Linked DNA regions of Homo sapiens: all the other regions are linked to region 1. The links are chromatin loops, found by intact Hi-C in ENCODE. Cell type or tissue: endothelial cell of umbilical vein. All regions are shown on one strand.

Region 1 (2,500 bases):
GTGGGGTGGGGAGGCAGTGCAGAGAGAAATCAAGGAGATGGGGTTAGGAAGCAGATGGAGTGACAGGTGAGAGAGGTCGATGGCTAAGAATAGAATGGTAACGGCAGCTGGCTTTATTGCCAATTATGCAATACTTTTAGGTTCTATGACCTTGAGTTTAATTAACCTCTTTGGGGTTAATTAGCTTTTTTTAGCTTATTTTTATTTCAAAATACAGTTATTAAAATCCTTACAAGTCTGTAATGAAAGAAAACTTACAAAAAATTACATATCCTGAAATATATAAAACGTTAAATAACTGTTTTTCTCTTGCCATAGAGAAAAATATACACAGCGGGGACCTAATAAGCACAGAATTTGATTCAGAAATGGATTTAAAACATACACACTACTACCTGAAAGCAAGCATCAAATAGTTGTAAGTGCCAAAGCAACCAAACTTACCACCGACATATCTATTTCAGTATTGACAGAGCTCTTGGTTCTGGTTAAATAAATTAAAGATGGGAAAAGTGATAAAATGTCAATTAAGAAAGCCAACAAAATCCCCTAAAGGAAGAAGAGAAGCCATTCTTCTAACTTCAAAACTGATCCTTGCTGAAGACAAAACTTCCAAGAATTTGCTCTTATTATACACATCATTCCTTAAAGGGAAATTGACAGACATGGATATCAATCTCAGTTACACCACCAACTAGTGCCGATAAACCGCCAAGCAAGAGCTTCTAAATTTATGATTTGTGATTAAAACAAATATTTAGTAAAATAATTAGATGGACTAAACAGCATTTTAGAGAGCTTTTTAAGACCTAGGATTTTGGATACAGTATGCATCTTAACACAAAAATCATCAATTCTATATTGATAACTAATAATAATAAAATAAGTATGTAAGCATGTGAAGTATAGATTCTGCTCTCTCTCTAAACAGTACCAGAAACTCCTGCAGGAGTGCTTTGCTTGACTTTTTGACCTCTGAGTACGTTAATATTTTAAGGTAAATTCCGATTTAAGTACCCAAATGATTATAAAGCAGGGCTTCACCTTGGTGTTGTGGTTACAATTCTGCATATCAAGGAAAAAGAGAAATGCTTCACTCCCAAGTCTCGCTCCTCATTTTCAGTCTTGAGGTACCTTTGTTTACAAAGGATTTCTCACTGCTTGTTTTGTACTGCCACCTGCTGGTAAGCACCAAACTTTATTTTTATAAATGAGAAATCTATACACATCCACTCTTAGTTGGTGTTACACTCTCAGATTTTTATAAGTTTTAAGAAAGTTTCCTTCACATTTGCAATTATTAATTATTTCTCATGGTACAAAATTTTATATAACCATTAAAATATAGAAAACACAAATAAGGAATTAATAGATGCTGCATTTCCATCTCCCAGAGATAATCTCTGGTATACAGCCTTCAAGAACACACAATTGGGTTATATGATGTTTATCATCTAAAATCAAATGTGATGTCATTTAATAATTATTTGTTGGATACATTACATGTAATCATATGTCAATTTATTTTCAAACATTTGGAATTTTTTTCAATTTTTTTTGTTATTTGTTTGATGTAGCAATATCCTCGTTTTAAAACCTTATACTCAGCTCTAAGCTATATGAAATATTACTAGAAATATAGCTAGTACATCAAAGGACTTCAAAATGGGAAGGCCTTTGACATGTACAGACAAGTTCACCTCCAGAAGTCTATACGAATTCACACTCCTATAAAAGTGCTACTCTCTCCACACTGTCATCAACTCCTCCTTTTAAGTATTTTAAAAAAAACTACTCCAATCATATCCTGAAGGAAAACTGGATACTTTTATCATTTATATTTATTTTATTGGGAGTGAACATTTATATTCATATCTATTAACCGTTTCTATTTTTGCATTTCTAAAATGCCTTATGTCCCTCTGCCAGGTTTTCTATTTTAGTGTTTGTATAAAAGAGGAAGTAATCACTTTTCATGTATGTTCCAAATACTTTTGCTGGTCATATATTATTTGATTTCATTTGTGGTATTTTTAACAATAGACATTTTCAGTATTGATTTAGTCAATTACATCAGTTATTTCCTTCATGTGGTTTGCCTGTGGTTTTATGTTTAGAAATAACTTCCTTGTTCTTAGAATTATTCATTATTTTATCTTGAAGGAAACTGTTCGAATTCCCTCTGTCATGCAAGAAGATTTTATCTAGATATTTTTCCTGTGGCAGTTCACTAAGTTGCCTGGCATGAGACTGAAGGTTGATCTATGAGTCATTATCACATTACACCATTTGTTTTTTCTGTACTTATAGGAATTTATGACACTGACGTGCAAAATATTTTGAGGACTTTATAAGGAATCCCTTATTATGTCTATTAATGGGCTAGCCATCTCTCCTCCATAGCATTCCACACTTATAAATTCTGTTCGTCAATAAAAAGCAAAAATCATATTTTACATCAAATAAAACTCACCATAAAATTCAACCACAAACAGAAGCA
Region 2 (2,500 bases), 260 kb before region 1:
GGTAAAACTATGTAATTAAGTATCTAAGTTATCATTGTTCCATTAAATATAATGCAAACTGCATGTACAATTGTAAATGTTCTAATAGTCACATTAAGAATAATATAAACTTACAGGTGACACAAATTTTAATATTGCTTTTTTTTTCTTTTTTGAGACAGAGTCTCTCTCTGTAGCCCAGGCTGGAGTGCAGTGGCATGATCACGGTTCACTGCAGCCTCAAACTCCTGGGCCAAAGCAATCCTTCTGTCTCAGCCTCCCAAGTAGATGGGACTACAGGTGTGCACCACCACATCCGTCTTTTTTTGTGTGTGTGCAGATGGAGTCTCACTATGTTGCCTAGGTTGGTGTCAAATTCCCAGCCTCAAGTGATCCTCCTGTCTCGGCCTCCCAAAGTGCTATCATTACAGGTGTGAGCCACCACACCCGGCAATAATACTTTTTCTTTAAAGAAATTTTAAAATTATTTTACTTTTAATATTATTAAATATTATTTTAAACATGCAATCAATATAAAAACTATTGAGATCCATTGTACTAGCCACATTTTAGGCACTCACTGGCTGCACATGGCCAGTGGTCTGGGCACTGGCAATGGCTTTATTTTTATTTTAATTTTTTTTTTTTGAGACAGAGTCTCACTCTGTTTCCCAGGCTGGAGTGTAGTGGCTCGATCTTGGCTCACTGCAACCTCCACCTCCCGGGTTCAAGCAATTCTCCTGCTTCTACCTCCCAAGTAGCTGGGACTACAGGGACATGCCGACACGACCAGCTAATTTTTAGTAGAGACAGGGTTTGACCGTGTTGCCCAGGCTGGTCTCGAACTCCTGAGCTCAGACAATCTGCCCGCTTAGGTCTCCCAAAGTGCTAGAATTACAGGCATGAGCCACTGCACCAGGCCAGGCAATGGCTTTTTAATTCAAAGATGCTATTTCAACTCAATAAGATGCAGCTTTTTAAATTTGTCACTAGGTGGTGTTGGAGACAAATACAGTACTGCTCCTTGACTAGAGGAAAAGTTCTTAAAATGATGCAGTCAAATCTTACAGTACAGTGTGCCTTTGGCTATGCTGATTACAAATTCTACAAAGATAGTTATGATGAACTAACAGGATAAAATTATCATCTTATAATAAGAAACAAGCAACATTAAGAAGCAAATACATCCTAATTCTCGTCTAACAGCTATTCTGAAGTTTGCTGGGCCCAGTTTATGTGCAAGACCATGAAGTTTTAAAATTTCATGAAGTTTTAAAATTTCTGCAATTCCTGTAAAGTGTTTAATTTCACCATATAAGTTGCATCTGATGGAATCTCTTTTTATCCCCAGAAGGCTTAGGGTGTTTAAATCACTTGTTTAGAACTACAGTTTATTTAGCCAAATTTCTTTTCCAGTTACACTCTTGAACAATACTTCACACAGCATCCAAACACCATAGCATCTGCCCTTGAGGTTTGAATAGGTGATATTTATTTTGCTTGCAAAAACTAACTAGGAACAATAGGATATTTTCACTTAAGGATGCAACTCTCAAAGGTACATGTATTTACTTTCTCATCAATTACAACAGAAATGGTTTTCAAGGGAATCATTATTTAAAACTAATTTCTAACTCCATTCCTTTAACCAATTCAAAAATGCCTCTATCTTCAGTTACTTGACTGTGTTCTTTGCTTCTCAGTCTGAAAACACGTAGACAAACAACTCAGGGTTCCAAGCTCACCGGAAATATAATTATGCTTATTATGTTACAAAGCTTCTGCACCTTTAATCAGAAATGTCCCCTCTTCCACCAAGTATGAGGATTGCACAGTGGCAGGCACTGCTAGCTGCTTACCCAATCATTCTTCCCATGTTCTTTGTAAATATAACTCAGATTTTGCTCAGATTAGCTACGTATCTAATTAAATATTCATCTTCCCACTGTTGGTTGAAGCTAGGAGTAAGTCAGACATACTCTGCTTCTTAAGATATAATAATTTGCCAAGAAATACTGAGGGAAGCATTTGCTGCTTTTGCAAGGAACAGATAGGTCTGGTACCATTCTTCTCTACTTCTTCCTGCCTTGAACATGCTGTCTGCTGCCCTGAGGCAATTAGCAAGGGGATGAAAACTATGAACAGCAAAAGAGAGAGATCTGGGCCTCTAATGCATTGTTGTGAGCTGATCAACTCTAGGATACCACCTTCCTTCAAACTTGGTATATAAAAACACATTAACTCACTATTTTATGCTGCTGTTAGTTGAGCGCTGTTACTTATAGCTAAATTTATTCCTAACATGGACACCTTCTTGCTTCTGCTCCCTAACCCTCACTTTCCTTCTCACCATTCAATAGGAGTCTGTATGCCCTCCCCTCGGAGCTGATTTCATAGGGTTTTTCCCCTCATAGGTCACTATTCATGGAGTTGAGCTAGCAAAGCTCATCCCAGCTAATAAATATATTTAATATTATTGTTATATCATAATTCTGACTCATAAGTAAATTCAAAGGTGAGA
Region 3 (2,500 bases), 1.0 Mb before region 1:
TTGAACTTGAGTTTGACTGCAAATCTTTCACATCTTCCTAAGCTTGAAAGGTGAGTGCACCTGCGGGGGGAAAAGTTAACTAAGGGGTAACTTTTATCCCAATGTCTTTCAATCCTATTAATCACTAAAACACAAAGTATTCGTTATTTGTTCAACACGTATTCATATACCAAGCACTTGACTACGCACAGGAGCGTAACGGTTAATCAACAAGCATGGCCCTCATCCAAAGGAGCTTACTACGGAGGAAGCAGTCAGTATTCAAATACTGACATCAATAAATATATTGAAACCCTCAGGGCAAAGCAGCATGAAAACTTGAATTGTTTTTTACAAATAAATTGAAATGTCCCAGGTGAGGGGTTGGAGGATAGGACCTCAAGTTGTCTGGTCATCTGCTTTGGTGAGGCAGGTTCAGGACAGGTCAGATTCAGCTCTAAATACATTTTATACATTTTATTATACATTTTGTTCCCTTTCTCTCTCTCTTTCTTTCTTCTTTTTTTTTTCTTCCGAGTTTCGCTCTTGTCTCCCAGGCTGGAATACAATGGCACAATCTCGGCTCACTGCAACCTCCATCTCCTAGGTTCAAGCGATTCTTCAGCCTCAGCCTCCTGAATAGCTGGGATTACAGGCGCCCGCCACGACGCCCGGCTAATTTTTTGTATTTTTAGTGGAGACGAGGTTTCACCATGCTAATCTCGAACTCCTGACCTCAGGTGATCCGTCCACTTCAGCCTCTCAAAGTGCTGGCATTACAGGCGTCAGCCACCACACCCGGCCCCTTTCCCTTTCTTATTGCCATTCTGAGAAAATACTAGTTTGTCCCTCTTGCACAAGTTTTTCCCTCAGTGAGCTACCATTTCCAGGAGCAGCCCTGAGTCTCTGAAGTTAAAGAAAAAAAAAAAAAGTTTAGTCTGCTTAATTAAGTTCTTGTTGCAAAACTTTCTTAGTTATTACTCTCAGTTGTAGCTTTTGGAATCTAACAGCCCCTCGCTTATGAGCCACTCATATCACTTACTAGCCTGGAACTTTGAATAAGTTACTAAACTTCTTCAAGCTGGATTTTATCATCACTCATTTATGCAGGACGTATTTTTGAAATTGTTGCAATTGTTGCAAATACTTGAGAAGTTTCCACCCTCCTTTGCCTTCTCCTAGTGCTTCTTCAGAGGCTATGAAGGGAACAATTATCAAGGGTCACGGTAGCTGCCTAAAAGGAACCTGTGTCTAGTACTTCAGTGCTTCCGAGCTCTCAGGTGGGACAGTAAAGCCTCTGTCTCCTCTCCATGCCAGGCAAAATGACCCAAAAGGAAACTCCCGGGCCTGTTGACTCTGAGCAAGCTGGGGCAGAACGCTTCCGAGGGCTCTCTGGAGCTCAGACGGCGCTCAGCGTGAGTTGGACCAAACATTCTTAGGGTTGTATCATCATAATGAGGCACAAGGGGGCAGTAGTGTCCTCCATGATAGCTAGAAAAGCGATTTCCAGTTCTTTTTCTTAAGGGATTGTTCTTTTCCTAAGCTTGGTGCCTGTCTGGGTAAATTTCTTTCAAGAAGGCTATTTCCTTTTTATGAACGGTGACAGCCTCATTCCTACATTAGATAATTTAAAAAATTAACTATTTCTGGGAATGGGGCCCAGAGACTCTGATCTCCATTTTGGATATTACATTTGGTGTACGTCAGTCTGAATTCACAATCACTTTTTTGGCAGTTGGGCCACCTTTAATTTAGTCACCAAAAACTTGTAGATCTTAGAAAACAAATAAGCAAGACAACGCCACTAAAGTTCCAAAGCTTGAGTCTGAAAACCTTCTGAAATTGTTAAGTGTATGTGGGCTCTGGAGTCAAAGCTGCTTGAGCCTGCTTTGCTGTTTAACAGGGGAACATTTTAAACCTTTAAGATGAAAATAATGATACTACCCTATCTGGAGGTTATTATGAGGCTTAAATAAAGATAACCCATGCACAATGTCTAGCGTCGTGCCTGGATGTATAAACACCCAGTACACATTCCCCATGGAGGAAATTATTTCTACAATGATGCTCGTTCTGAACCTGTTAGCTTTTGTCATGTTTTCATGTAATATGGGATATTATGTTTATCCTTGTTAAATACCATCTGCTTATTTAATTTCAGAGGATTTTCAGAATATCACACCAGTGTTCCACTTCCTTAGTTATTACTCTCAGTTTTGTAGCTTTTAGAATCTAACAGCCCCTTCCTTATGAGCCACTCATATCACTTACTAGCCTGGAACTTTGAATAAGTTACTAAACTTCTTCAAGCTGGATTTTATCATAATTAATTAATGCAGGACATGTTTTTGAAAGCATATTATATGTCAGAGAGTGTAAGAAGAAATGGAGCTAAAACAATCAAGACAGATGAAGTCCCTCCTGGAGTTTGATGACTATCAGAGAAGTCACACATAAAACAAAGTTCTGTGTAAATAACCATTCAGTTACAGTTGCGATAAGTGCTACAAACCAAGTATGG

What was found. Hi-C counts contacts between places; a loop is a spot of excess contacts. Peaks named below come from ENCODE experiments on the same cell type or tissue, not always from the same donor. Only the 100,000 strongest peaks of a DNase experiment are listed, where the experiment ranks them.
Region 2: a loop joins it to region 1, with 7 times the contacts of the local background. A loop is called at or near these places in 84 of 110 quality-filtered maps.
Region 3: a loop joins it to region 1, with 9 times the contacts of the local background. A loop is called at or near these places in 39 of 110 quality-filtered maps.

The regions. Positions count from the first base shown.
Region 1 is chr4:21,767,395-21,769,894 of GRCh38, forward strand. All of the region lies in intron 1 of KCNIP4 (potassium voltage-gated channel interacting protein 4), which reads right to left. Among named protein-coding and RNA genes, the nearest start is that of KCNIP4-IT1, 85 kb to the right of the region's middle. In endothelial cell of umbilical vein, a CTCF peak has its summit at 1,185 (motif pointing left); DNase peaks (open chromatin) are centred at 1,177 and 2,187; H3K27ac peaks cover 962 bases; H3K27me3 peaks cover 275 bases.
Region 2 is chr4:21,506,656-21,509,155 of GRCh38, forward strand. All of the region lies in intron 1 of KCNIP4 (potassium voltage-gated channel interacting protein 4), which reads right to left. Among named protein-coding and RNA genes, the nearest start is that of MIR7978, 43 kb to the left of the region's middle. In endothelial cell of umbilical vein, a CTCF peak has its summit at 947 (motif pointing right); no DNase peak of the experiment used is centred here; H3K27me3 peaks cover 300 bases.
Region 3 is chr4:20,772,151-20,774,650 of GRCh38, forward strand. All of the region lies in intron 3 of KCNIP4 (potassium voltage-gated channel interacting protein 4), which reads right to left. Among named protein-coding and RNA genes, the nearest start is that of PACRGL, 73 kb to the left of the region's middle. In endothelial cell of umbilical vein, a CTCF peak has its summit at 1,431 (motif pointing right); a DNase peak (open chromatin) is centred at 1,461; H3K27ac peaks cover 415 bases.